2 separate regions of the Homo sapiens genome follow, and region 1 is linked to region 2. The links are chromatin loops, found by intact Hi-C in ENCODE. Cell type or tissue: dorsolateral prefrontal cortex. All regions are shown on one strand. Links, peaks and the distances in the headings refer to the core of each region. The heading gives the core; the rest is flanking DNA. Region 1 has its middle 140 kb from the start of TCERG1L. Region 2 holds the start of LINC01164 (long intergenic non-protein coding RNA 1164).

Region 1 (15,387 bases), core at 4,455-12,454, 330 kb after region 2:
ATGGAAGCAGAGAGAAATAGCTGTATTCACTTTCATCTAGAAGAAAAGAAAAGTGTTCTCATGAGTAAGAGCTGAGTGATTCTGAAATATTCCATGGACTTGAATTTTACCAATGAATAATTTTCATGTTGAATTCCTTGAGTTAATGGGACTTCAGAGCTGGCTGTGGACGTAGAGATCCCTTTGTCAGGCCTCTTCTATTTGCATCAGCAGAGGCAGCCTCAGGAAGATGGAGGAGTGTGCACCCCACAACAGGGCTGGCTCAGAGCTGAGAGGGAAACAGACCAGCTCTACTGACACCCAGCCAGGGGAGTGGACTCAGAACTGGACATGTATGAGACAAGGGTCTCCTGGCATGGTGGAGAGAGGAGGCTCCAAGCCTGCTGCCCCTGAAGCAATCACAAAATGGACAAGTGACCGAAATGACCATTCCAGTGCCCTGGCAGTGGACCAAAGCCTTCCACCAGGCTGAGGTGCACTTATTCATGACCAACGGCCAGGCTCTGGCTAAGGGCAAGGGGGCTCTGAGGCATTCCTGTTCGGGGTGACTCCTGCCTGCTGCCAGCATCCCTGCCCAGCTCTGGTGGTCGTCTGACAGGCCAGGGCAGCTGTGGATTGCCGACAGCTGTGCTGTTGAAGGGGCTGGCTGGACACTGTCTGAAATGAGCAGCCATCCCAGTGGTCAGTGTGCAAGTGTGGCAGGCTGTTCCATGAGTCTGAAACATCTGGTCTGGGTGTCAGCAGTGACAGACTAGCCGGACATTTAACCAGGAGATACAAGAAAGGGTCCCAGGAGATACAAGAAAGGCTCCTGCTAGGAGCCGCGTACAGGAGAGTGAAGATGGAAGCAGGCTCCGTAGACAGCAAAAGTGGAGCAGGCTCAAAAGCTCCCTGAACTTTGAATGCACCTCTGAGCCCACACACATCCATCAGCAGTGGGTGGGGCTTGACTGGGGCACAGTATTTGAGCACAAATTCTGACCCATCATTAGTTGACCACTGAGCTATGCAGATGCAGGGGTGACCCCAGGAAGCTAAGCTGAAAAAGAAATAACAACAATAAACCCCAGACAAGAGGAGCGAGTTCTCACTGGCTGCACACTGGAGGGGCAACAGAGGTCCCAGAGCTGGTCCAGGCAACACCTCAACCAACAGCAACAACTGCCCTCCTGGGGGAAGCCAGAAGCCAGAGGTGCCGCAACGTGCAACCTCACAGATCTGGTGTTACCTGGATACCAAAGCCAGATAAAGCCATCACAAGAACAGAGGATGACAGGCCAGTACTCCTCACAGCACAGATGCCAAAATCCTTCACAAAATGTTTGCAAACTGAATCTTGCAATATATAAAATGGATTTTGGTGACCAGGTGGGCTTCATCCCAAGAGTACAAGGTTGGTTTAACAACTAAAAATCAACTAAGGAGGTAAATAATATTAATGAATGAAGGGCAAAATCCATGTGATTATCTAAGAAGATGCAGAAAAAAGCATTTAACAAATCCATCATTCATTCAGGACTAAGGACTCTTAACGAGCCAGGAATGGAAGGGAATTTACTTAAGTTGATAAAGCCGTTTACCAAAACTTCTCAAATAACATCATAATTAATGCTGAAAGACTGATTGAGGGACAAGCCAAGGACGCCCACTTTTGCCATTGTTCTTCAACAAAGCACTGGAGGTTCTAGACAGCATGGTCACGCAACAGCAAAATTAAAGGCATCAAGATTGGAAAAGAAGTGAAACAATCTTTACTTGAAAATGACACCGTCCTGTATAAAGAAGATACTAAAGAATTCAGAAAAAAACGTACTGAGATAACAAACAAGTTTCAAAATGTTGCACAACAAAAGATCAACAGAAAAACAAATTGCATTTCTATGTATGAGCAATGAGCAATCTGGAAATAAAATTAGGAAAACAATTCCATTCACAAGAGCGTTGAAGGAATAAAATGTTTAGGAGTAAATCTAACAAAGAACACATAAGACTTGTACATGGAAAGCCACAACATATTGCTGAGAGAAATTAAAGGAGAACTAAATAAAGACATTCTATGTTTATGGTGAGAAGACTCAACATCGAGATGGCAGTTCTCCCCAAATTGCTCTGTAAAGCCAAGGCAATTCCTATCAAACTTTTAAAATAGAAACTGACAAGTTAATCCTAAAATATATAAGAAAATGCAAGGAGCATAAAATAACCAAAATAATTTTGAAAAGAACAACCTTGGAAGCCTTACTCTACCTTATATGGAAATTACTGCAAAGCCTTAGAGAATAAGACCGCGTATAGCGGTGTAAATAGAGGCATAGATATCCGTGGAATAGAATTGTGAGTTTAGACGTAAAACCTTACATATTTGATCCAGAGATTTTCAACAGAGGTGCAAATGCAAGTCAGTGAGGGAAAGACAGTCTTTTCAACAAATAATACTGGACCAATTCTACAAACATATGCAACATATGCATATATATTTTCTTATTGCACACCACTCACAAAAACTAACTCAAACTGGATTATAAATTTAATGTAAGAGATGAAATTAGCAATTCTAGAAGAAAATGTGGGATAGGTTGTTCATAATCATGGATTAAGCAAGGAGTTTTTAGGTACACAAATAGAGATATGATTCATAAAAGAAAAATGGATAATTTAGGCTTCATTAAAATTAAAAAGTTGTGTGCTTTAAAAGACATCATTAAGAAAATGAAACAACACAGCATAGACTCAGAGAATATATTTTTAAATTATACTTTATGTAAACAACTTACATCTAAAATACGTAAAGAACTCTTACAACTTGACGAGACCAATACCTGATAAAAATGGGCAAAAGCTCTCAATAGCCACGTCACGTAAGAAAATATGTCAATGGCTGAAAAGCACCTGAAAAGGTGTGCAATGCTACTAGTCATTGGGGAAATGCAAGTTAAATTTGCATTTATAAATGTAAATTGTAATGAGACACACTTGCAAACCTACAAGGCTGGCTATGATGAAAAATACAGGCAATATAGTGTTGTCATGAGTGAGGAGAAGTGGGCCCCCATGCATTCCTGGTGAGAATGTGAAATGGTATAGTCACTTTGGAAACTTGTTGGGCAGTTTCTTAGAAAGTTAAACATGTGCTTATAACATAACCCAGTGATTCACCCCCTAGACCCTCCCCAAGAGAAAGGCATACCTGTGTCCACACAAAAACTTGTACATAAATGTGCACACCAGCATCATTCATAATTTCTAAAACTGGAAACGATATAAATGTCCATAACTTGGTGACATAAATAAAATGCGGGATAGTCCTACAATGGGATACTGTTTAGCAACAAAAAGGAATGAACTGCTAATATATGCTAAACCTCAAACAGGTCAGACTCTCATACATTGTGGGTGAGAGCTCAAAATGAAGATGGAAAGTCAGATGCAAAAGGCTACACAACATGATTCCACTTCTAGGACATATCCGGGGCATCATGTGTGTAATTTATGAGACTGAAAAGAAAGCTAGGAGGTTTTCCGGGGCTGGGTTGTGGGACCTATGATTGACTGGAAATAGGTATGAGGGAACTTCTGGGGATGCTGGAAATGTCCTAAAACTGGTTTGTGGAGATGGTTGGACAAGTCTGTGGATTTACTAAAAAATCACTGCACTGCCCACTTTTTAAGGAAATGCAGATTATGCATCAGTAAAGCTATTAGTATTCAGACAGCATCAAGGTTAATATTTGGACATTAATATTTGGACAGAGGGAACCCCCCAGCTCTGTGGTGCTTGCGATAGCCCATCTCTGGGCGTCATTCTGTGGTCTGAGCAGAGTCTTAACAGCTTCTCGGGACTCCATCATCTCCTATTTGCCCTTTCTCCTTTTTCCTGGCACAAGTCACATGTTTCCCGTTATCTGAGGACAGCGCCTTTCAGGAGGCCCTGCCCGAGCCACCTGCCTCCCTGGCCAGTGTCCACCATGACTTCCATCACTGTCCTCCCTGGCGTGGCCAGAGAACAAGGTACCCAGCTTTGGTGCAAACCCTCTCATCGGCTTGTCTTTTCTGTCTTCTGTATCTGCCATCCACTTTCATCTTCCACTGGTTCTCTAAGGAAGTGCTGCCAGTGTTTTCTGTTATGAAACACACAACGCTATTTCTACACACTGGGGTGGACAAAGGAGGCATCTCTTAGCTGGAGGTGACCCGCCAGGGCACAGCTTCCCCATGTCACACTGGCCTGGCCCATCTAACTCCAGGAAGTCACAGCTACAGCTGGAGCATGACGCCACTGCACCCACAAGGGTGTCCTCCAGGATCCCCCCTCTGTCTGACAAGTGACTTGGAGCCAAAAGGGCAACTTCTCAAGGGACATGGACTCCCCTTAGTGTTAGAGCGAACTCACTTTGTGAGTCAGACAGCATTGCAGACAGCATTCAATTGTCCACGTTCCATCTTTAACTAGAAACTCTAAGATGCTATGAAATAAGCAGTTGTGAGAGGAGTTGAAATGTCAGCAAAGCCCATTGTGAGCTGTTCTGGGAGATGCTCTTGAGAAACACTTGCTATTTCCGAAAGGAAATGAGTCTGTTCCCGCCTTGGGTAACACACTCCCACCCCAGCACATACCTGGAGAGCCGCATATATTAATGCAGCTATCAGGGCTGCAATACCCCCAGTGCATTCAGCTTACATAGATCCCAGGGCCCACATGAAACTCACCGTGCACCCTTATCATGAGAATCACCGCTGAGAGTTGTCTGGGCACACTGAAACCTTTCAAAGGGAGGAATGACTTTTTTTTGTGTTTTTAAATATTAAAAACATTAAGACTAAGACTTCGCAAGAGCTGAAATTCCTCACCTGGATTCCCCTGGGATTGCTCTTGGCCACTTTTGTATTTAAATTGAATCTTCAAACATTGCAATTATTGGCTTTCCGCTTCAAATTTAATACATTTTGTAAAAGCAGCCTTTCTGGAATACAGATTCAGAGATGGATTTTCAAAGCCCAAGATTAAGCTAAGTCTAGACAGTGTGATATTTTGACAGAAAAGCATTAACATGCAGTTGTACATTCTGAGAGTTCAGTCACTTTTCTTTCTTAAGCACATTTTAAAGAAAGTCATCTGTCTAGGAGAGTTTGGAAGCCAGCCCTCCGTGGTGCAGCAGATCGGAGTTGATGGGATGTCTGTCTGTCCATGCAGCAGTTGTGCTTTGATGGACCTGATCCCTGAGGGCCTGCTCTGGGCACAGCTGAAGACGCTGGACCACAGAACACAACAGCGGCGTCAGAAGTGGTTAAATTTCACACCCTTCGCTTCTGAGTTCCCTGCGGCCGCACGGGCATTGATGGGCGGTTCTTGCACTGATACTCTCCTCTTCAGGTCCAGCCCTCCGAGATTATTAACCTCCCAGCACCTGAGCACATTTGAGTTCAATTTAGTGATGCTTTCCAGTATGTTCGCTTTGAAATGCTCCTGTCAGGCATGAGATAAATGTGTTGCTGCAAAATTGATCCAATTGCCTGAAACACTGGGGCTACTTCCTCCACGGAGGGTCACGTTTCACAAAGGCAACCTAGTCATCAGCATGATTACATCATTTTTATATTCAAAACAACTAGTTGAGGTTAATCACCTCCGCATCTCCACATTTGAGTAAGAAAAATTATTCAAATACAACATTTTGCCAGAATTTTTTAAGATGGACAATTGGATGTATAAAAATCTATGTCCTGTTTTAGGAAAGCTTAACATTCAGAGATGTAAACTCACAATCAGAAGCAGTTGTGCTTTGCTTCGTCTAAAAATTCTTTGGCTTAATTAGGACACCATCCAGCAGAAACAGCCCTAGTGGAACACAGCATCGGTTTAGAAAATGTGGCCAGGTGCGGTGGCTCATGCCTGTAATCCCAGCACTTTGGGAGGCCAAGGTGGGCGGATCACGAGGCCAGGAGTTCAAGACCAGCCTGGCCAACATGGTGAAACTCCATCTCTACTACAAATATAAAAAATTAGCTGGGCGTGGTGGCACGCATCTGTAATCCCAGCTACTGGAGAGGCTGAGGCAGGAGAAGTGCTTCAACCCGGGAGGCGGAGGTTGCAGTGAGCCAAGATCATGCCACTGCACTCCAGCCTGGGTGACAGAACAAAAAAAAAAAAAAAAAAAAAAAAGAGAAAAAGAAAATTTTAACTCTTTGACAACCTTGAGGCTGGAAATGACACCAACATACAGGGAGCCCTTATTATAAACTTTGAAACAGAGAGAGAGAGAAAGCTGATCTGAAGTTACAAATAAGCTTTGCAGATATCAGGGTTGCACAGGCCACACATGACACCCCGGCTCCTCCATGGGGTAAAACTAGAGTCCGTGTAGTCACTGGACCACAGCAGTCACTGCAAGCATCCCATTCTCTCCCATGAAGAACTGCGGTGGAGATGACCTCTGAGGCTTCACGCCAGGAACCTCCTGGTCCCCTGTCTCTATCCCGAGACCTCTCCAACCTCCCTACAGCTGCAGGATGATTATCTGCTTCCCGCACGGCAGTTAAAATGGGAGAGTCAGCTCCCGGTTTCATAACAGAGTCCTCATCACTCTCTATCTCAGTCATCTGTACAGACATTTTATCAAGAAGCATGCGACTTTTACTGCCAAGAGTTTGTTTTAGTGAAATTAATTGAACCCAATTATAATCTGAAGTACAATGTTTAGCCACAGTTTACATTTGCGCTGTTGCTTGCAATAGAGACATTTATACTGAGACAGAATGGCCGTTTGACAGTTGGTTAAAGATTTTAGAATAAGCAACTTCCACATAGGCGAAAGCATGTTAAAAGCCAGACAATTATGATAATGGGATGCATATTCATATTCCAGAATACCACACAGAAATGAACCAAAAAAGGCTTTTCTTTTTTTTAAAGCCAAGAACAAGCACAGGTATTTAAATCAAAGTAAAAAGTACTCCAGGAACCATCTGTACCAGGGGAAAAGCCGTAATGGGTACCGGGGCTTCGGATGATTAAAGGTTCTCAGCATATGGGGAGCGACCAGTTACTGAGGGACTGGCTCTGCCGGCAGCTGCCACATGGTGCAAATTACAGAGGCAGGCGAGGCTGGGGAGGTGAGCATGGGCTGTGCTGCTCCCGATGCCCTCAAGGAATCTGGGCCAGGCCAGTGGCTCACGCCTGTAATCCCAGCACTTTGGGAGGCTGAGGCAAGAGGAGTTTCCAAGAGGAGCCCAGGAGTTTGAGACTAGATTGGACAGCATAGTGAAAACTCCTCTCTACAAAAAAATTTTAAAAATCAGCTGGAAGGGGTGCCAGACGCCTGTGGTCTCAGCTACTTGGGAGGCTGAGGCAGGAGGATCACTTGAGCCTGGGAGGTCGAGGCTGCCGTGAGCTATGATCAAGCCACTGCACTCCAGCCTGGGCAACAGAGTGAGACCTGACTCAATAATAATAATAAAAAGAAATCTGAAAAAAGACCATTTTGACTATAAACCAAACACCAAAATGAGTACTTCAAACTTTTAATCCCGACAGCGCCCTCTGGACGTAGATGTGGGTACTACAAACTGCACGGATGGCGGTTCAAACTGAGGCCGTGGGAGGGGCCGAGGGAGAAGCATGAGCAAGCTGGCGCAGCTCTTCCGTGACAGGCGGGGCTTGCCTGCAGCAGGGGGCAGGGTCGCACTGAGCTTCTGGGCTGTCAGGGTCCAGTGAGTCTGGCACGTGCATCTCAGAGCTAGGGACGAGCCTTCACCCGCCACAGCCCAGTTGGATTGAGCTCCGCTATCTTAACTCCCCACAAAGCGTGATTCCGGCCTTGAGAGCCTGGGGGCTGAGGAGCCGATACCCCTAAGGGCAGTCCCAGCTGTGGTGGGTGGAACTCCAGGCAGGGAGGAGCGGGAGGAGCACAGGGGTAGTGAGCACCCCAGGCCGGGGAGGTGGCGCGAGTCAGGGCTGTGCATTTGGAAGACACAGCACTGCCTGGGAGGGAAGAGTGATTGGCAGCTGGAGGTCATGTCCTGGCTGGCATGCTCCAGGGGGTCCCGGGGCACAGGGCAGGGGCGGAGCAGGAAGCCTGCAGTCTGTGGAGCATCCCGGCGCTTCCCTCCACCCGGGAGTCCGGGCAGCACGGCGGAGAGTCAGCGACACTGTGCTCCATCCTCCGGCCATCAGTGGCTGCTTCTTCCCAGGGCATGGGAGTGCCAGCGGGGCCCAGAGCTTACAATGGCAGCTGGTTCAGAGGCCAGAGGGGCCGGGGAGGAGCGCCGCTGCAGAGTTCAGAACCTGTCCCTGCTCTGGGCCTCCCCTCAGGGCCCAGGCCACTGCAGCCCCGCCTTGCAGGGTCCTGTGAAGGTCATGGCGTCTGCAGGGGAAGGCTGAGCAGAGCTCCCAGCTAAGCGGTCAGTCGGGCAGCCTTCGTCATTGCCAGGGTCTGGCTGCTGGTGCTCCGCCTACACCCCCTCCCCTCAGCGCCATCCACCTCCCGCCTCTCTGCGCCTCCAGAGCAGGCCGTTCACAATAGTCTGCATCACGCGATGGCGCCAGGCCACCCGGCTTTGCTCTCTGCGGTCTACGTGCGAGTTCTGGAACTGGCTCAACCCTGCAGATGGGACGGGGCCGTCTTTTCCTTACTCTGGACTAGCATGTGTTCTCACAGGGACACCAGCCTTCCTCTCCTAAATGTGGGAGGCCCTCGGTGCTCACGGCTCTGCATCCACTGGCTTCCCCGTTTCGAACAGGAGCACATGTCTGCACCTGGACACCTGGATGCTGCTGAACACGGCTAGGCTGTGTCCCCACCCAGAATCTCTTCTTGAATTGTAATCCCTGTAATCCCTATAATGCCCAGGTGTCAAGGGAGATTGAATCATGGAGGTGATTGAATCATGGGGCGGTTTTCCCCGTGCTGTTCTCCTGATGGTGAGTTCTCGGGAGGTCTGATGGTTTTCTAAGTGAGTGTTTGGTAGTTCTTCCCACATCATTTTCCTTCCTGCTGCCTTGCTTTCCCTTCAGCTTCCACCACAATTGTAAGTTTCCTGAGGCCTCCCCAGCCATTCCTCTCGTGCAGCCTGCTGAACTGTGAGTCAATTAAACCTCTTTCCTTTATAAATTACTCAGTCTCGGGCAGTTCTTCATAGCAGTGTGAAAATGGACTCATACACTGTCTCAGGATGGCATCCAGGCAGCAGGGACATTGAGGCCTCAGTTGGCTCCAGGAGGACGCAGAAACTTCCTTGTTTTGCCATGGCTGAAGGCACCAGACCTACCTACAGGGCTCAGTGGGGGAGCTCACCCTAAACTTGGAAAATAACGTAATGTGGTTGGCACAATTGCCCAAGAGAAGAGACACTGGAATGATAGCGGCTTAAGAAGTGAGAATACAAATGTACACAGCATGATGTTTCTAAAAAACGACTGAAGTACTTTTCTTTTAGCCTTTTTTAAATGCATGAGTTTTTCCTTGGTGATCGTAAGGCGCCTCTGTCTTGAGTTGCACTGAGTGGTAGGAGAATTAGGGTTTTTTTACAGAAAGAATGTAAAGAAAGCACAGTGTTAATGCACAGCTTCAGATATTCAAAATAAAACTGTGCAATTAGACAAAATGCTTGAAAGCCATGAATTGCCAGAAACAGCAAGGATTTTCTAATGTTAGTTCTGAATTTATGGTGGTGGGGGGTGGGGCAGGGCCCAGGCTTGATTGGTGCAGGTCCCAGGAGTCCTCCCATGCCTGGTGTGGGCATTCTCTCTGCTCTTGGTTCCTGCCCTCCTCCGGGAGGAAGTCGAAGGAAACCTGCGTCTCTGGATGGGGTTGTGATGAAGAGAAGGAGCCTGTGGGGGTGGTGGAGGTCCCAAGGTGGGGCCTCACTAGAGGAGGGAGAGGTGCATCCTCTCAGCGGGGCCTCCTCTTGGGCCTCTGGGCAGCCCACAGCTGCAGAAGCTGGCAGCACAGGGAGCAGGGAGCTTGCCCATCTGTGCCTTCCTCAGCTCCTGGTCACTGAAAACTGCCTGGAGAGGTGGCCGGCCTTTTGTGGGACCTGCTGCTGGAGTGGGAGTGAGGAGGCCCCAAAGCAAAGGCAGTGGGGGGTCCCTTGGGCGGCTGGCTGTCAGCTTCCTCTCTGGCTGAGATAGTTGAGGGAGTCACATCATAAATGAAGGATCTCTGGGCATTGGGGAGCCCTCCCCCAGCAGTGCTGTGAGGTCAGGAAGGCCCTGAGCCCCAAACACCCAGGTGCCACTTTGAGAGGAGCAGGCTGATGGTGGGGCTGGGACCCAAAATACCTGCATCGCCTGGAGAGACACGTCCATCCTTGCCTTGGACGGCTTTACCCTGATTGAGCTAAACAAGGTCAATACTTACGCCCCATTTCTCCAGCAGGGGATTTTGAGGAAGGCCAGCCCAGCTGTGGACCTATCTTCCAGATTCTAGAAGAACTGAAGCCAAATGCCCTGTTTTAGGCCTTAGTCCTTCAAGCACTCAAGCACATCCAGTGATTTTTTATCTCTCCTGGGGAAAGGATAGAAATAACAAATTATAACTGTAAAGTATTAATCTTAAGAGGTTCCACCAAGATATGCCCTTTACTTTTTTTGTTGTTGCTGTCATTTATTTTTGAAATGGGGTCTTGCTCTGTCACCCAGGCTGGAGTACAGTGGCGTAATCATAGCTCACTGTAGCCATGACCTCCTGGGCTCAAGTGATTCTCCCACCTTAACCTCCTGAGTAGCTGGGGCCACAGGCATGCACCATCACACCTGGCCAATTAAAAAAAATTTGTAGAGATGGGGTCTCACTATGTTGTCCAGGCTGGTCTTAAACTGCTAGACTCAAGTGATCCTCCCATCTCAGCTTCCCAAAGTGCTGGGATTACAGGCATGAGCCACTGCAACAGGTCTTGCCCTTCACTTTCCTCTTTTTTTTTTTTTTTTTTTTTTTTGATGAAGTATTGCTCTGTTGTCCAGGCTGAAATGCAGTGGAGCTATCTCGGCTCACTGCAAATTCCGTTTCCTGTGTTCAAGCAATTCTTCTGCCTCAGCCTCCTGACTAGCTGGGATTACAGGTGCCCACCATGACATCTGGCTAATGTTTTGTTTTTTTAATAGATTTGGGGTTTCACCATGTTGGCCAGACTGGTCTTGAACTCCTGACCTCAGGTGATCTATCTGGCTCGGCCTCCAAAAGTGCTGGGATTACAGGCATGAGCCACCGTGCCTGGCCCACTTTTCTTATATAAATTTTACATTGATGTGATGGAGTGTGTGTGCACATGTGTGCATGTGAGCATGTGTGTGCCTGTGTGTGTGCACATGTGTGCATGTGAGCATGTGTGTGCCTGTGTGTGTGCACATGCACACCTTCTCCTGTTACAGCTGCATGGCTGGGTGGGGCTGGTTATCCACAGAACCACCTCTAATGAGACAAGGAAAGCGACTGGCTCTCATGGCTGCCAGTCATTTCTGACTTTGGGAAGCAACTTGAAGGCTGCAGGCTGATGCCTAGTTTTGGACGAAATTGCCTGTGTCCTGCAGGACACAGTCCCCAGGGGAGGACTGAGCTGCTCACACATTTGCTGAAGTAACTCCCACCAGCTAAAAGCTCAAATGCCAACGCCCGTGTCGGACCTGCCTGTTGGGAGTGTTGTTTTGGGTAGAGATTAATCAAGCCCGGTGTTCAGACTTCCCTCGGTGTTGCTGATTTTAGAAGAGTCTGATGATATCTTGCTTGATTTTATCATGACCTTAAAACAATCTCAAGGAAACTGCATTTTCTCTGCACATAGAAGAAGCAGGAGGTGAGCTTGCGGCCTCATTCTATGGCTTTTTTTAAAATCGGAGTCTCGCTCTGTCATCCAGGCGGCTGGAGTGCAATGGTGCAATCTTGGCTCACTACAACCTCCACCTCCTGGGTTCAAGCAATTCTCCTGCCTCAGCCTCCCAAGTAGGTGGGATTACAGGTGCCTGCCACCACACCCAGCTAATTTTTTATATTTTTAGTAGAGACGGGGTTTCACTATGTTGGACAGGCTGGTCTCAAATTCCTGACCTCATGATCCGCCCGCCTTGGCCTCCCAAAGTGCTGGGATTACAGGCATGAGCCACTGTGCCTGTCCCATTCTCTGGCGTTTTAAGATCATTTGAGATTCTTATGAAACAGATGTTTGTGTTTCAAATACCAGCAAAATTTCAAATAACATTTGAGAAACAGCAGGATGTATGGTGTTGCCAACTTTTATTTTCCTGAGGAGGAGCAAGCACTGAAGAAGTGGACAGCCGCACACTCCTACGACTCCCCCAAGACCGGCAGACCCCACAGAGCAGAAGTGACATGGGCTGGGAATAGGAAACAGCTCTCCAGATGAATTAAACCCACATGGAAACAACAACAGAAACAATTGAATCACCATATTGTCCTCATCTTTCTGTTCTGGAGACAAGAATCCTACCAGGGACCCCGGGCAGGAAGTTCCATAGCACTCCCTCCCCACAACCAGGCCAAGGGTGTGTTTGGTGTTCCAGGACGCCCCCAGCATCCCCCTGCCCTGACGACCACTCTCACTGAATGTGCTCTGCAGCCGGGGGCAGGCAGAAGCCTTGGTGGACACTGCGGGGAGGTGGCAGAGGGGCCCAAGAAGTGGGGCCCTGTGGGCACCCAAATCCTCCAGTGATCCCAGAGCAGAGAACATGACAAAGCCCAGCACCCAAAACCATGGGAAGCCCAGCAAACAGCCAAAGTCCAGGGAGCAAGACTGCCGCTGTGCCTGGCGTGGACTCGCCATGTCCTGCGGGGCACCCCTGGGATGGGAGCGGCCTGCCTCGTGGAAAGACCCCAAGAGCCCCTGAGTGTCCCGCACCCCCCGCAGGGACTCGCGGTGACCAGGCCTCGGTTATTCACAGGGAGCTTTACCTTTGGGTTAGAATAATCTTAATAATCTTGCGCTTTGTTTTGTCTTCTTCTTCTCTTTTTTTTTTTTGTTTGTTGTTTGTTTTGTTTTGTTTTGTTTTGAGATGGAGTCTCTCTGTCAGCAGGCTGGAGTGCAGTGGCGCAATCTCGGCTCACTGCAACCTCCGTCCCCCGGGTTCAAGCAATTCTCCTGCCTCAGCCTCCCAAGTAGCTGGGACTACAGGTGCGTGCCACGACACCCAGCTAATTTTTGGTAGAGACAGGGTTTCACCGTGTTGGCCAGGATGGTCTGGATCTCTTGACCTCATGATCTGCCTGCCTCGGCCTCCCAAATTCTGGGATTACAGGTGTGAGCCACCGTGTCCAGCCCCTTTTTCAGTTTTCTATCTGGACAGGCAAGGAAAAAAAAGGCTGAGAGCCTATTGGGACCCTCTGAGCAGGAGGTGCACGTCATAATCTCCATGGCCTCTTGGGCAAAGCGACACTGGGGCTGGCCCTCCCAAGGATCTGGCCTGTTTCTTGAAATCAGGGTTGGTGAATCCAGAAGGACAAGCACACATGTCAAATCGAATGTTTCTGCGGGACACCTTGTGTGTGTTTCTGCAACGCCGCATTGTGGGTTTGGAGGGTCACCCAACAGCAGCGTTGGTGTGAGCTGAATCCTCCGGTGTGTGTTATAGCCGTCTGTGTTTCCGCACGCGTCTGCAAGCTGTATTATGTCTGCGTTTTCACTTCCACTTTATTTTTAGGAAAGTATCATATTGCAGAGAATTTAGAAATGTAGACGTATGAGGAATGGAGTTTTCCCTATATCGTGTTTCATGTTAAAAAATAGAAATTTAAAAAATTAGCTGAATTCTTAATGTTGCATTTAGCTAACACATTTCTTTCAAGAACCTCAAAGCTCAATGCCAGTATTTAAATATAGGTTTTTTTTTTTTTAATCACTTAGTAAAGTGTGAATGCATGTTACAGAGGCTCGTGCCGTACTCTTCCTTTGTGTGGTGATAACACCATTCTGCTGTCACTATTTCTGTGGAACATTGCTTGTTGTTTGGGCTGTGAGAAAAGAAGCTGAATGGAATTTTTGAGAGGAAGCTGAAGTTCATGCACCAACTCAAGTCATCTGTGAGATTTCTCAGAAAGGAAGCACTTTGTGCTATTGACTGAAGGATTGACTGATTCCTTGATCTGGACATGAGGTTTACATATCTAAGCTTCGAGGCTTAGTCAACAGTAGAGGCCAAGTCCCTTTGGGATTAGTATGAGTCTTTTATATGATTTACTTTTATGAAGACACAGCCTAGCCCAGCAGATCCATAAGCAGCTTTTCCCTAGAACACAAAACTCACTAGCATATTATAGAAATTCAATATAAATGATAAATAATAACATACTTCTTTTAACAGTTATAATTATGTAACTTTATATTCTAAATTATGTATGCTGACAATGATAAATCGTATAAAATGCACAGTGGTTTATGTCTTAGGGTTGGAACTTTTTTCCTTTCCTCCCTGACTGACTGCAGTGTCCTCAATGCTAAAATAGGGCTTACTGAGGTAGCTGCTTAAAACTATCTGCAGAATGTTTTAAGCTCCCTTCTGTGGCAGCTTTCAGTCCACACTCGATGACTGATTAATAAGTCACCAGCTCTGGAAGGCAGATACCTCTTACTAATAACTTCTAGCATCATGGACAATGACTTCACTCTTGTGAACTTGGGGCCTGTTTGTCCAAGTCTTCCTACAAATTTGGTGATCACCAAACACATTGATTATATTTGAGTCTCTATCTGGAACTTTGTTAATTGTTTTTCCTTTTTCCTTTCTCTCTCTTTTTTTTTTTTCTTCTGAGGTGGAGTCTCACGCTCTCATCCAGGCTGGAATGCAGTGGAGCCATCTCGGCTCACTGCAGTCTCCGCCTCCTGGGTTCAAGCAATTCTCCTGCCTCAGCCTTCCCGATAGCTGGGACTACAGGCACTTGCCACCCTGCCTGGCTATTTTTTTTTTTGTATTTTTAGTAGAGATGGGGTTTTACCATGTTGGCCAGGCTGGTCTTGAACTCCTGACTTCAAATGATCCACCTGCCTCAGCCTCCCAAAATGTTGGGATTACAGGCGTGACCCACCGCTCCTGGCCAGTTAATTCTTTTTCTTATTAAATTGCAGTGTCATGAAGATGAAAGGGGTGGAGGCACGTCCTGCATATGGCATTCCAGAGTTTCCTTTAGAGTTTCTGCAAAACCCCAGGAAGATTCCAGGTGTCAGCCTGTCCAAATTTCCCATGAGTAACGTCAGGTTTGGGTTTACTGGAGAGAGAGAGGGCTAGAACCTGTGAAAGTTATGTGGTCACACAAGGCTGGGGGGATTCCAGCTCCAACAACGATCCACCGATCGTTGTTACCTCCCTGTAACGTGCCAGCACCACACACGCACGCACGTACACACTGAATTCTTAACGCCTTATCCAAAACTCCCTTCCATCTTTCT
Region 2 (15,387 bases), core at 4,458-12,457:
CTGGTGGGAATGCACAATGGTATGACTTTTTTGGAAGACGGTTTGGCAGTGGGTTACAAAACTAAATATACTCTGACCATATGATCCAGTGCTATGGTTTGGATGTGGTTCGTTCCCACCAAAATGAATGTTGAAATTGGATCCCCAATGTGTCATGGGAGTGGCAATGTTGTCATGGGAGTGGACCCCTCATGACTAGATTAATGCCCTTCCATGGAGGTGAGTCCTCACTCTCACAGGAATAGATTAATTCCCAAGGGAGCAGGTTGTTATTAAGAGTCTGGCTTCCTTGGTTTTCCTCTCTCACTTCCTCTCTTAATGTGTAATCTCTTTGCACACACCATCTCTCCTTCTGCTTTCTCCCATGGATTGAAGCACCATGAGGCCCTTATCAGGAACAACTGCCCAATCTTGAACCTTCCAGCCACCAGAATTGTGAGCCAAATAAACCTCTTTTTTTTTTTTTTTTTAATAAATTACCCAGCCTCAGGTATTCTGTTATAGCAACACTAAATGAACCAAGATATTCAGCAATTGCACCTCTTGGTATTTATCCAGGGAGTTAAAGACTCAGTTCCACACAGAAAACCTGCACATGGTTGTTTATAGCAGCTTTATTGATAGTTGCCAGAACTTGAAAACAACCAAAATGTCCTTTAGTAGACAAATTTATAAATAATCTGTGGCACATCCAGACAATGGAACATTATTTAGCACTGAAAGGAAATGAGCAATCAATCAAGCCACGAGAAGATGTGGAGGAAACTTAAATGAATATTACCAATAAAAGAAGCCAATTGGAAAAGGCTAGAGACTGAATCAATCCAACCATATGACATTCTGGAAAAAACAAAACTATGGAGAGAGTAAAAAGATTAATGGTTGCCAGGGGTTAGGGGGTAGGAGGGATGACTAGGTGGAGCACAGGAAGTTTTTAGGACAGCGAAGTGATTCTGTATGATGTTACAGTGGTGGATGCATACTATTCTACATTTGCCAAAACCCATAGAAGGTGCAACACCAAGAGAGGCCCCTAATGTAAACTGTGGATGTTGGGTGATGATGACGTGTCAGTGTAGCCTGATCAGTTTTAATAAGTGCACCACTGTGGTGGGGGACATTGACAGTGGAGAAGGCTGTGAGTGTATGGGGCTGGGAGGCACATGGGCACTCTTGGTACTTTCTGCTCAGTTTTATTGTAAACCTAAAATTGTTTCAAATGTTAAGCTTTAGTATTTAGAAAGTCTCAGAAAAAGCATGCTGAATTTTTAGATTGGATAATATTGTAAAATAACTTAAAAAAATCACCCATATTTAAGTAATGGTTCTCTAATAGCTATTTCTGGGAGTGTTTTATGTAGCCCACTTCTTCTCCTAGTGGAAAGGTCTTCCTCTCATAAATCTGCATAGATGGATAGTGAGTTAACTGAATCACTTTATTTCTACTCCATTTTCGCTTGATGACTGCTCTGTATTTTTTTTAGAACTCCTGAAATAATACAGACAAATTAATTAAGATGACAAGTTGAGTATGAATATTACATTTCCTTTTTAGTATCGTGATTTGGAGAGACTGTAATTTGAATTTACTGCATTTTAATTCCTAAAATACCTATTCAGTATTTGGGGCGAGGAGAAAAGAATGTTTTCGGGACACATTTTGCTTTAGGCAAGTGGACTTTCTGTCTTGGTAAAGGCTCCCAAGGAGTGTGGGGAGGAAACCTCTAGATGCACCCAGGTGCTCAGCAGCCCCAACTCATGCAACTACTGTGCCTTCTCTTTGCTGTTTCCTGAGCTCGGTCACCCCTTCCTACAGGAAAAAAATGTGACAGAGTGGTCAGCCTTCAGGCCTGGACACAGACCTGGCCCCCAACCCAGGGCTTCCAGAAGGCGAATGGGCATCTTCAAATGCTTTTTGAGGTTTCAACAAGAGTCATGGGAATGATTCCTTTCCACCACGGAAGTCAGAGGCCATGGTGTTTTCAATGAAGTTTGTCTGGAAAAAAAGGTGGAAAAGGGTCCTTGCGGTAGAAGCTTTGGAGTCTCACGTGCCTTTACCTCTATCTCTGTTCATAGTGATGCCGTCCGAACACCATCTAACGGCAATCTTCAGACGGTGAGGTTAAGATGATAAAGGCAATCGTCAGATGGTGAGGTTAAGATGAAGATGTTTCCTTGCTATGGTTCTGCCCAAGGGACAAGATGAATTTTATCCTCTGAGTTCTTGCCCCATCTGGTCCAGGATGTCCAACTGGACTAAACTAACAAAATCAAACCCGGCATCTGGCCAGAATCAGCCTTGAGTGAATGACCTTGTCCAGTGATGATGCCCTGGGTGGGGAGCAGCTCTCGAAACATGCACCAGAGCAGGGCGCGGTGGCTCAAGCCTGTAATCCCAGCACTTTGGGAGGCCGAGGCAGGTGGATCACCTGAGGTTGGGAGTTCGAGACCAGACTGACCAACATGGAGAGACCCCGAGTCTGCTAAAGATACAAAATTGGCCAGGTGTGGTGGCACACGCCTGTAATCCCAGCTACTCAGGAGGCCGAGGCAGGTGAATCACTTGGGCCCGGGAGGTGGAGGTTGCGGTGAGCTGAGATTGGGCCACTGCACTCCAGCCTGGGCAACAAGAGTGAAACTCCTTCTTAAAAAAAACAAAAACAAAAACAAAAAACAAAACCATTCACCAGCTTGTCCTGTTATCACCACTTCCCAAGCCTCCTCTGATCCAACAGACCACGTTGGGTCCCTTCTCATGCTGCCCTGCACCTGCGCACACCTTCATCTGCTGCATGCTTTCAAGTAGAGAGTGCTTTGGTGATGTGGCTGGCAGCCCCGCTAGCTTAGGTGTCCCTGAGGTGATGTGGTCAGCAGCCCCGCTAGCTTAGGTGTCCCTGGGGCAGGGGCCGAGTCTTGCTCATCACTGACCCCAGTACCAAACCCCGCTTGCTCAAGGAGGAGTGCTGGGCGTCATGGCCAGAGGGCTGCAGGCCTGCCCAGCTGCCCCTTATCACAGTCTCTGGGCTCCTGGCTTCTTTGGGAATTTCTGTTTTGGTTTTCAAAGTGTATCCCTTGTTGCTGACAGTTGGTTATTTTTTAAAGGCACAGACATGGCAAGAGTCAAAAGTCCTCCAGGCTGAGAGTGAACACATATTGTGAGGGTGAGCATGCTGGCTTCAGCACATCCAAATGGGGTCCCTCAGGGTGTCCCCCGTCATTTGTGCCCAGCAACTTCCACATGTCTCCCAGGTTCTCCTCGTGTCCTACCCCTCTTAGGTCCTGGACGCCGACCTGCGGGGCTACATCTGTGAGTCTCCTTCCCCTCTGGCTTCTGCTGGGTTTGGCCAAAGGGACCTGGGCAGGGGTGTGGAGAAAGAGAATGGAGAGTGGTCAGAACCTTTATTTTCTGCTCCCTCCCCCGGGGCAGCCTGGAGCTGGCTGCGCCCCTCCCCTGAGGGCTTGGTTCCTGTTGGGCGGTCCTCTGCTCTGGGGCTCACCACAGGACTCCCCAGTTTCCTGTCCCCAGTGGTGGTGACAGAGCCTTGCTGTGATTCCCAGGTGTGGCCTCCCTGACCATCCCCACACCTCTGTACTGACCCCCTTTTGGGACCTTCTGTGAGTTGCCCAATTCAATTGAGTGTCCTGTCCTCTATGCAGGCTGGGATGGAGTTGAGAAAGACCTGTTCGACCCTCATTCAAATCCTGCTTGCTGACATGTCCTCCGCTCTTTGGTGCTGTGGCCAGCCAGGACCAGCTCCCCTCACCCTGTCCCTGCACCCACTGCTACCCAGACGCTTTTCCTGCTGTGGCCACGGAATCTGAATGGCCGGGGTCCTGCCAGCTACATATTAGGGTGGGCTTCCTTGTGTTTGTCTGGGAGCAGTGTGCAGATGTGGATTATCAAAAACCACGTTCTACCAGCAGATCTGGGCTTCAAAGAGCACCTTCTATTGTGTAAATGGAATTGAAAAAGCTCATCATGGAAAACGAGAAGCATTTTCAGCTCCTAAATTAGAGAATTTATGGTGATAAATCAAGAGTGTCTGCTCTAATAATCACAGGAAAAAACATGATAATATGATTTAATCTTAAAATATTTCTAACATAATATTAGAAAAATTATATTTCAGCTAATGTCTGGTTAGCCTGTTGTGAATGTATGCAAATATCTCAGGAAATATTAATATATACTGCCAGCTTTAGCTAATTAAAGAAATAGTTTTAGGAGTAACGGCCTCCTGATAATTTAATCACCGTTCAGTCTTTGCAGATAATTATGGTATTTGTTATTAAGTTCTCTCTGATTTTCCGAGGAATGAGAAATCTGATATAATCTTTTACTATGTGAGCCAAAAATTAAATTTTATTTCATTGTGAAAATTGTTGTGATCTGAAGATTTTAGAGCCAAGCTCCAGAAACGCTTCTCTCTTCTAGAACTGCCCAGTGTTGTGTTTTACAGGACTTGAACCCTGGGTTGCTGAGGAAGTGAACAGCTCTATGGCCAATAAAAGGCAATTAGGCTGAGATAAATTGTTGTGGAACAAATGATCTCATAAGAAGGTTTCCTTATGCTTACGCCTTATGAATAATCTTCTTACAAAGACTTTTTGAGGTATAATTTTAAAAATGATACTAATCATAGCATTTTAAAAAATAAAAAAGTGAAATGACCCAAAGTGTTTAATGATAATAAGATGGCCCAATAAATAACCTGCACTGATGTAATCCACATTAAAGGCAATATGATTCAGTCTTTAAAATTAAATTTTCAAAGAGTTCTTAAGACTGTTGTAGTTATAACTTTAAGTGAAAAAAAAGAGAAAATTATTTAAGTCGGCATGACCAAAAAAATCCATAGAAAAAAACGGAAAGGAAATATATAAAAAATGTTAAGTAGGTCCCCCAGAGTGGTGAAATTATACAGGTTGAGCATCTTGAATCTAAAAATCTGAAATCTGAAATGCTCCAAAATCTGAAACTTTCTGAGTGCTGACATGATGCTCAAAGGAAATGCTCACTGGAGCATTTTAGATTTTAGACTTTTGGATTCAAAATGCTCAACCATTAAGTGTAATGTAAATATTCCAAAATCCAAAACTCAAAACCTTTCTGGTCCCAACCATTTTGAATAAGAGATAACCTGTAGGATATTTTCATTTTCTTATTTTCTACTTCTATTTATTCTCCACATTATGTACCTGGCACATAGAAGATGTTTAATAACTAAGTATTGCTGAGTGAATAGTCAGGATAAGAACTCATTACTTTTTAGTCCATTTTTGGGAACTTAGGTTACAAAGTCTGCAGGGCCAGTGTTGTGGAAGTCACTGCTCTCTCCGACTCTTGGCAGGAAAAAGAGAAGTAGACTGCCTGTCTGCCAATGATGGCAGTCCCTGTGGGATACAAGGATGAGTGTGCCTGGTGCCCTCTCTACTGGAGCTCCAGTCCAGAGCTGGTGATGTGTCGGTGGACAAAGGACCGTGATAAAAGAAAGAATGGAGCAAGGACAGTCATCAAGTTCTCAGGGTGATTTGCTCACTGAACATCCCTGCTCCTCTGAAGCAGGCAAAGCAAGGGGACTTGCCTTGGCCAATGAAATTCAAGTACAAGTGTCATGTGGCAGTAGGGCCATGTGACTTGCCTTGGCCAATGAAATGTGAGCAGAAGTGTCATGGGGCTCTGCTGGGCAGAAGCTAAGAGCCAGCACTTGTTCACCATGTGCTCATTTCCTGTCTCTATGACAGGCTGCCGTGCTCCAGTTTGCGAATGCCCATCCACCTGTGAAGGGCTGAGCCAAGCCCTGGGCACGTGGTGAGTGACAGGCAGATCTTTGTGGAGGGAAGCCTCTGTGATTGCAGGACATTTGTTACTCGGTATAACCCAGCCTGTTCTAACTGACAGTGAACACAGCTCTGATTTACAGATAACACTGTGCTAACAAATCTATCATGTGCGTCTTACATCCTTGAATGTCATTGTAGGTTGGGGGTTGGGGTCTGAGTTCTGGTCCATTTTCCCCAGGCTTCATCTCCTGTGTCAATTCAGGCAAGAGGAAGAGAGAGGAGGAAGCTTCTAGATCCAAGCCAGAGGAGGTGGATGCAGCATCTGCCGCCCACAGCTTTGGGGCCTGGCCCAGCCTCCACCTGGCCGAGACACCCAACCCCGACCCCACCCACATGGGCGTGCAGAAGAGCCTGAGATGGTGCACACTGACCCATGGCAGAGTTACAGGTGACATTTCTTTTGTTTCTACATCCTAAATCTTTCTACAGTAGATGAACGTTTTGTAAGAGGACTTTTGCTGCCAGTTAGAAATGCATATTGCTGATGCACCCTCTGCAAGACCTTCTGAATCCAACGCCCTGGCGCAGTGGTCCTCAACCTTTTTGGCACCAGGGACACGTTTTGTGGAAGACAATTTCTCCACAGACTGGGGGTGGGGATGGTTTGGGGATGAAACTGTTCCATCTCAGATCATCAGGTATTAGATTCTCATAAGCAGTGGGCAACCGAGATCCCTCAAAAGCACGGTTCACAATAGGGATTGTGCTCCTATGAGAATCTAATGCCGCTGCTGATCTGACAGGAGGGTGAGCTTGGGTAGCAGTGCTCCTCAGCCTGCTGCTCACCTGCTGTGTGGCCTGGCTCCTAACAGGCCACAGACTGGTACTGGTTCATGGCTGGGAGTTGGGGACCCCTACCCTGCTGGATGGGGAGTCTCTAAGGTGTCATGGATGCCAGTGCAAAGCCTGTCTCCCCTGTGCCTCCCCTGTACCTCCCCCGCACCTCCCTGCACCTCTCTCTAGCCCTATTCCAGTGCCCTTCTTGGTGATGATGAGGCAGCTGAGGCCAGGGGCTTATTACTTCCCCAATTGCCACTGGCAATGGGGTTCCTCTGTGTGCTGGATTGGCGAGGGGACTAGCCCCCAAATTCTATCCTGAAGGTCTGCTATCTAGAGCTTTCAGGTGTGGTATCAGTGGTCTTAGATGGAGCTTCTCCAGCAGAGCTAGGGACAAAGGCTTGAGTTCAGGCTGTTTCTTTGGGCAGGGGTCTCAGGGCTCAGGCGAGCAGGAGTGAGTTGAGCGAGGGAGGGAAGGAGTGAATGGGAATACCAGATGGCTTATCCAATCGACAGCCGCTTGGAGTGGCTGATGCTGGGCTTTTTGAGACCTTCTGAGGCCCTTTATGAAATGCATCTCAGCACAGTCTCCTTGGGACAGTAAAGGAAAGAGAACTTATTATCTGCTTCTGTCCTGGCCGTGGAGGCCCTGTCTTTGGAGACTTGCATAACTGTGATTGCTGAGCAGCCTCCTGCAGGTGACCCCGGGGCCAAGGCAGGAAGTAAGAGGTGAGCAGATCTCCGAGCCCAGGTGGTGTCAGGTGACACCTATGCAAAGTGGATCAGAGCCTGGGAGGTACTGGGTGAAGTGCGAGGTGAGGCTGGGAGGGTTTTCATGTGGGGTATAAAAGGTATCCCATAGAATTACCTTACATAATGAGGTTTTGCACACGAGATGGGGCATACTCCTCCCTGTTCTGCACCCTGGATAATCCCTGGAGTGTGAGGGAAGGGAACATTTTATAGAATAGGACTGGTGGGAAGGTTCACTGTAGGGGACAATCAAGGAGAAAGAATAAAAGATTTTGCAAAACACCAAGCTGAAGTTTAGCTTCACTCTGTGGCTTTGGCGACCTGACCCCAGAGCACGTGCTGGTCCTGTGAACTTTGATGCTGCTGAGCTTTCCCCCATGCAGTTCCCTGCTTTGAATATGTGTCTTTCACATTGGGGTTGGGGTTACCCATCTCTTTCCTTAGCTGAAATGGCAACTTTTTCTCCCTGCCACCCCTCAAATCAGATAGAAGAAATTGCTTCTTCCTCTTGCTCCCGTAGTGCCTTTGGACGAACACTTGTCATATCAGATTATAATTCTTATATATGTGTATATATGTCTGCTCATTTTCCTTGCCAGGCTGTGGGTCTTTTGAAGGCAGAAATTGTGTCTTAATTTTCTGAGCATTCAGCACCCGGCCCAGTGACCAGTCCAGCCATGTGATAAATAACTATTGCATGGAATTAAATTATCTTGTACAATAATTATATATAAATATGTTTTATATGAATAAGTACAAAAATATATAAATGTTTATGTTTTATATACACATATATAAAACACGTATATCTCCTATATATTTACCTTTACATATCATAACAACAAAATGGAATCAGGGTGCACTTGGTTTGACTTCTTAGAAAACTCACAGTGGCTCATAGCTACCGGTTCCTTTTCACTGTGATTAGAGCCTTTTAATTTGCAACCATCTCAGTGAGATCGAATTCTAGGTATTTTCTTTAAAGCAAGCATCTTCACTCTGTACTGTGTTCTTTCAAAGTTGCATGTGTAACTTTGTGAATGTGCACGTGTGTTCATTTTCCCAGGGAGATCCTCCCACATTTTATCAGGGTTTCAAAAGCATCTATGACCAGTTAAGAAATGCTGCCTCAAGGCTTGTGCTCGGATTATACTTGTCACATGTAGGATTAACAATGAATAAGTTCACATATTTTACCATTTTCCCCTAAATAGATGAGAAAAATATGTTCATTGCTACCTTTACCAAAACACAGTTGTAGCGTGGACTTCACTTTTTGGAACATGACATGTGACACTGTGACCACCACCAGGTGGCAGCAGATTTTAATCACATACTTGGTTTTTGAAATGGTGAATAAATTAGAATTAAAAAAAAGAGTCAAGTCAATAAATTCGAATCTATATAATGCCGGCGATAGATGTCACTTCAGTCAAAACCCAGTGTGGTTTTTTTTGTTATTGCTGTTTCGTTTTGTTTTTGTTTTTTCCACTGCGTTGGCCAGAGCTTTCAGGTGGCACAGGAAAAGGCGAGCCCAGCTCCAAGGACTGTACGGTGTGCACTGACAACACTGTTACCTTAGTCTCCTTGGCCTGGGAACATAGGTTCCAGAGGTTTGCCTGTGCATAACCAAAGTTCCCAGCCGACAAGCACTTAAACTCAGAACTGCCGGGATCCTCAGAACAGAACAAGTCTCCATGCCTCTTCTTACAGCAGGTCATAACTCAGTGGAACCAGTTCCATTGTGATCAATGACCTAGGACATTCACACTGGTACAGATTTGTGTATTTTCTATTGAAAAAGATAATATTCTTTTGAAAAAAATTCAATGTTATCCTTAAAATGTTGACGCTTATGTCTTAAAGACATGACATTTACGGTGATGTTTCTTAGGCCCATTTTTCCTTGTCAGGTGCATGCACGTACCCATTAGTTCCTGCGCAGGATGATAAATGCAGTAAGAGCTTGATGAAGATTTTATGAATGAATCAGCGCAGAACCCTTCTCCTTGGCCAAGTGGATCTGATACACAACAAAGGACCTGACTTCTTCCATTGAGCACATCTGGGGGAATCAGTTTGTTGAAGCTTCAGTGGGGCTACAGATGCACATAATTCCTTCTTGAGAAAGCTCCTCTTGCTCAGGATTGATCTTAAAAAGCAAGAATTAGGGGAAAAGAGAAGGGAACTAACCTTGCTGAATTTTGGGAAATGGGGATAGCAATGTTAGAAGTGAAGGGTAGGCAAGGGCCTGTCAGCCACCCTGCAGGGGAGCTGGGCGGCCAGAGGAGCCCAGTCCACCCTGAGCAGAGCCGTGGGCTGGGAATGCGGCAGGTGATAGAGGGGAAGGGGCTCGTGGTGGCCTGACTCCTGCCTGGTGTGCAGAAGCAGGGAGCACAGCAGCTCTCCGTCCCCTAGGGCAGCTCCGCAAGGTCAACCGGATGAACTCTGATGCTCACCTTTCTCCTCATTTCTACAGTCGCTGCTTTTGTGTAACGTTGGCTCAGCAGCCCTGTAGGAGTTAGGGGGATTGGCTTTGGAGTAACGCCCGGGCTGGGAGCTGGTTCTGCCATTTATTCTCTGGGTAATGTCTGGCAAGTTGCTTCTCTGCATCTCATTTTTTCCTTCTGTTAAATGGGGATAGCAATGGTGTCTGCCTCATGGACGGTGGTGAGAATTAAACCAGGTAATTGACACAAAAGGCCCAGGGGCACGTCTGGTGCATAGTAGGTGGTCAATGAATAGTAAATAGGGTTTTGAAGTGGCTTATTTCGGTATTCTTTTGAGTAGTAGCCAGTGGAGGCCAGATGGCTTCTGAATTATCACAATTGATTTTCTATATGCTCTTGGGTATAAAGTTTCCACTGAATTCAGTGAGCTGCAAGGTGTCACCGAGAAGAAACAGGCCATGGTGGCATCAGTGGCCTTTTGGGGGATTGGGTCCAGCCCTGGGCCTGGAATATTCTGGGCTCTGGAGGAAGGAGTCAGGAGTGCCGTGGGGAGTGTCTCAGCAGGGCAATGGCAGGGGAAGGGGAAAGTCTATAGAACAGGACTGCTGGGCAGTTTCTGCTGCTGTAGGGGAGAACCAAGGAGAGAGAATAAGAGATTTTGCAAGACACCAAGCTGAAGTTGAGCTGCACTCTGTGGCTTTGGTGACCCCAACTCAGAGTGCTTGTTTTTCCCGGGAAGGTGTGGAGCAGGAAGCAAGGGGCCTCTCGGCTCGGGCCAGGGTGTCTGGTTCCAGGCCGGGGTCGGTATGCACGGAGGCGGTGAGTGTGGGCAAGCCACTCAACCTCGCTGGGTCACAGCTGCTGCATCTGTAAATGGCGGTCACAGCGATGACAACCTCTAGTTGTTGTGAGAAGACACCATTTATGACACTTAGAGCAACGTTGGGCCCAGAGTCAGCCCCGCAAAGGCAGGAGGAATCATCAGTCACATTGACACGGACGTGGAGGGATGGGCCCCTCCACTGCACGTAGGTGAGGGGAGGAGCCAGAGGTGATGACAGGGTGTCCACCTGCACAGGATGGGAGGCCCAGAGGAGAGACTGGCTTCGAGGCGGTGGGGGAGGGGAGCTCCTCTGGTCTGCTGGGGTTGAGATTGGGGACCTCTGGCTGACATGGCAGGATTGACTAGATGTGCTGTGGAAATGGGTCCCACTGAGGAAGTCTACAGTGGCCACATTGTGGCGAGGGCAAGGCTGGGGTCCCGTGGGCGGGGGCACTGTCCACTTCAGCAGTCAGAGACATGTGACCAGTTGCTTCACCAACAACCTCTGACTCTCAGTGGCTCCAGGCACAAGGTCTATTTTATTTCTGAAGATGTCAGGCAAGAGTGGGTGGTCAATACACCGAGATGGGTGCACATCATGGGATGGTGAATTTCATGCTTTAACTTGACTGGGCCGCGCACCCAGACATTTTTTGGGTGTGTCTGTGAGGATGTTTCTGGATGGGACCAGCATTGGAACCTGTAGACTGAGTAGGGCAGATGGTGCTCCCTGGTTAGGGCAGCCCCTGCAATCAGGCGAAGGCTTGAGTAGAACGAAAGGGTGGGTCTCCTGCTTTCCTCCTGTCTAATCGCCTTGAGAGGGGACATTGGTTTTCCCTGCTTTTGGACTAGAACTGAATCATGAACCTTTTTCTGGTTTTGAGCCTGCTGGATTTTGGACTGGAACTTACACTGTTTGGTCTCCTGGGTCTCCAGCTTGCAAATGGCAGAACTGGGACTTGTCAGCCTCCATAACTGTGTGAGCAACTCCTTACAATCAATCTCTCTCTCTCTCTCTCATCAGGAAGTGTGGGAATCCTCAGTCCTTTGTCATCTTGGGAGAAAGAATTTGGCCAAGAGACAGTTTATGGAGTTTATTCTCTTATCCAAGAAGATAATTTATGGAAGGAAAATTGGGAGCAGAGGGTTTATTTAAAGGGACAGTGCACTCTGAAAGATGAGACAGAGGGGGCAGCTGAAGGAGAATGAGCTACAGCCCCTGAGGGTTCTACGCTGGGTTTTTATGACTTTGTATTTTTTCCTGAAGTTCCCACCTCTGTCTTAAGGCTCTGCCTTTTTTGGGAGGGTCTAGTTTTGTCATTCCTGTCTTAAGTCCCCACCTTCTCCTCACCTAGTTCTCACCCTGGGCTTCTGGGACCCTCCTTTACTATCAGGCGGTACCCATGCCAGGCCAGTGTTGGATGCAAATTCTACCTAATGGCTGTGTTGCTCATTACCTCCACTCGGGAAGGTTGTATCATGGCCAGATCTGCACTTACTGCGACTGCTTGTCTCTGAGTTTCTCCTTTGTTTTCTTTCCTCTTTATCAGCACGCAGACAGCTCTGCTCTGACAGGTTGACTGTGGAGGGAGTGATGACTGGGTGTCTCTAAGGGGTGTTCCTTCCTGCATCAGTATATCCCCTCCTCTGCTCATTTCCAGCATGCATGTTTCTGGTGGTCCCTGGGGTGTGAGACTTTTCCAGACCTCCCTTTTCTCAGGGGCTCCCTCTCCTGCTCATGTCTAGCCATCTGCCCATTATTTTATTTTATTTAGTAGAGATGGAGTTTCACCATGTTGGCCAGGGTGGTCTCAAACTTCTGACCTCAAGTGATCTGCCTGTGTTGGCCTCCCAAAGTGCTGAGATTACAGGCATGAGCCACCCCACCTGGCCGCTATCTGCCTATTCTAACAGATCTGTCTCTACCTATTGATTATCTATTATCTATCTGTATTAGTTCGTTCTCATGCTGCTATAAATAACTGCCTGAGACTAGATAATTTATAAAGGAAAGAGGGTTGACTCACACTTCCACATTGCTGGGGAGGCCCCAGGAAACTTACAATCATGGTGGAAAGCAGAGGAGAAGCAGGCACCTCTTCACAGGGCGGCAGGAGAGAGAATAACAACTAGCAGGGGAAATGCCAGGTGCTTATAAAACCATCAGATCTTGTGAGACTCACTCACTATCATGAGAACAGCATTGGGGAAACTGCCCCCGAGATCCAATTCCCTTCACCTGGTCCCACCCTTAACACATGGGGATTATGGGGGTTACAATTCAAGATGAGATTTTGGGTGAGGACCCAGCCAAACCATATCAATATCTCTCTACCTACCTATCTATTGATTATCTATTATCTGTCTACCCACCTATTGATTATCTGTCTATCTAATCTATCCTATTGGTTCTTTCTCTGGAGGACTCAGAGTAACACAGACCCAAAGAAGCAGTGCACATGGTAACCTGTGTTCTCAGTGTCCTCACGGGGTGAGGCTCATGGGGAAGGGCTGCTTTCCTCTCCTGTTCCCCACCCCCAATACAGACAGATCTTCACCATCTAGCACCCCTTTTCCTGATTTAGGGTTCAGGAGGAGGACAAGGAACCAGATTAGAGAAGTGTTGTAGGAAAGTTGGAGGAGAGTTGGGTGGGCACAGTGTCGCTGTAGCCAAGAGGCTTTAGGAGGAAAGAAGGGTGCCAGTATTACCATTTCCTCTAAGAGCTCTGAGGGAAGGCCACTGAGTTTCTTATTTGATGGGAATCCTCCAAGAACCTGATGTTCATAAATACGTATTTCCTTCACACTGGGAAAGTGAATGTGCACACTGGCCATTTAGATTAAACTCAAATTCTCCACAGGAAAAACGACAGCTGTTGTTTCCAGTTCCAGAAATAGCTGCACCACTATCCTGTTATTATAGATGAAAAAGTAAAGCACAAAAAGTGTTGGTTTGGCAAATACAAGAGAAAGATGAATAATGATATTGTCTTGTCCCCCCAAGCAAATACTTCCAAGTCTTCAGAAACAAACAGCACAGCAAAGACTTCCATCACTCACTTCTCTGTGGGATTGAAGTCACCTCTAGAGAGTGAGTTATCCCACTCCTGATGGCTAAGCCCCATCACAACTGGAGGACACCATGGCTTAGGAAGAAGAAGCGGGAACGCTGGGCCCAAGACAGAGTGCCACAGCACAGAATTATGCAGAAATGTCACATCGCTGAGACAGAGGCCATAGCTACTCACACCAACTCACAGCTCCCAGGGCCAGGCCAAGGCCATGGTTCCCAGTGAACTCCAGCACCTGGGCTGGTGCCCAGACACTTGGAGACAAAGCCTTGGACAAGATCAAGCTAGGCAGAGTTTTTTGTCCATGGGTAATTCATTCTTTTTCACTTTAATACAGTGGCCCCTTCCTATATCACCTAAAGCCACGTGTCCACATGAAGAATCCACTCATACCTAAGACCAAAGACAGGCATGTGGCTGGGGACACTCTGGGCAGAAATGTAGCATCTTTTGAAGTCATCCAAACTCTTCAAAGCCATCAGGGGCTGCCAGACCTCTGCCTTGGAATTTGAACATTATAGTTTTCATTTGTTTGTATCTTGAACACTCAACCAAGCCAGCAGCTCCTAGCAGCTGGAGACCTTTTCAGCTCACCTCTGTCTCCAAGAAAGTCTGAATCTCAGGGTTTCTTTGAAAAGGAGTCTGTTGAATGTGTGTGGAAGGGGGGTGGAGCAACAATTCGGCCATGTTAGTCTTGTCTCTATCCAAGGCCACGGTCAAAATGGGCATTCAGGGCGCTTCCGGCCCTGCCTCTTCCCTTCCTTCTGGTGACCACACTCACTGGTAGGCAGCCCTGTCCCCCAGATGCCTGCATCCCTCTGTTGTGCCTGCTACTGAAGGCCCCTGAGCAGGACAGCTGGGATTGCTGGACCCCACCCTCTGAACCCTTCCTAGCCCAGAGGGCCCACGAAGATGTCTGATGCATGATATCTACTCAGTCCAATTCAGTGGCACGATTCTGCCCCTGGGAGACATCGGGCAATGCCTCTGGGTGGTTTTGGCTGTTACTAGTGGGGGGTGCTCCTGCCATGTGGTGGGTGGAGCCAGGGATGCCACTCAACAGTGTAAGGGCAGCTCTCCCAGTGCAGAACAATGCGGCCCAAATGTCAGTAGTTCTGACATTGAGTGATTCCGCTTGGATTTTAACCTGAGCCTGTGGACATCTGGGATCCACTGCTCTGGGCACAGCGTACTCCCCTGGGGAGGACAAAAGTCTTACATGGGATTTGGACTTGGAGACAATTCTCTCTAAAGAAGACAAGGTCAACTGAGATTGGCCGGTCCAGGTCATTACTTCCTGAAGAAGGCTTCTCCTCATCCCCTGGTTGGACAGGGCCAGGATTTAGGTCTCTAGAGAGTGAGTCTTGGGAAGAACTCACCAGTCAGTCCTAGTTTGAGTTCTTCCCAGCGTCTGAGGTAGTGGGTTATGCACAAAAAGAGGCAAGTGGCTCTGATGTTAATGGCGAGGCTGTTTGGACACGAGGATGATTGGTGGGTTAGGTGGAGGCATGAGATTTGTCTGTGAAGTTGCAAGTCCTATAACAAGCTGTTTGGGAAATTGATTTGGTCTCCTCCTGCTGAATTAATTGGCTCCATTTGCTCCTTGGGAAGTTAAAGATGCTGCACTCTGCACACTGAAAGGTGGACTAATTAGCAAGGAATGCACAGG

Evidence for each region. A loop is a pair of places that touch in the nucleus more often than their neighbours do. Peaks named below come from ENCODE experiments on the same cell type or tissue, not always from the same donor. Only the 100,000 strongest peaks of a DNase experiment are listed, where the experiment ranks them.
Region 1: it touches region 2 in a loop (6-fold over the local background); 35 of 110 quality-filtered maps call a loop at or near these places.

The regions. Positions count from the first base shown.
Region 1 is chr10:131,446,462-131,461,848 of GRCh38, reverse strand. No RefSeq gene overlaps it. Among named protein-coding and RNA genes, the nearest start is that of TCERG1L, 140 kb to the right of the region's middle. RefSeq lists enhancers at 7,538-7,607, 7,139-7,683. In dorsolateral prefrontal cortex, for the core only: CTCF peaks have their summits at 7,347 and 7,546; DNase peaks (open chromatin) are centred at 7,568, 8,038 and 8,498; H3K4me3 peaks cover 1,195 bases; H3K27ac peaks cover 1,573 bases; H3K27me3 peaks cover 800 bases.
Region 2 is chr10:131,780,502-131,795,888 of GRCh38, reverse strand. LINC01164 (long intergenic non-protein coding RNA 1164) reads left to right here and starts at 5,690. Exons shown (of 5, transcript NR_038365.1): 1 at 5,690-5,812; 2 at 6,023-6,232. In dorsolateral prefrontal cortex, for the core only: CTCF peaks have their summits at 8,467 and 8,682 (motif pointing right); a DNase peak (open chromatin) is centred at 8,688.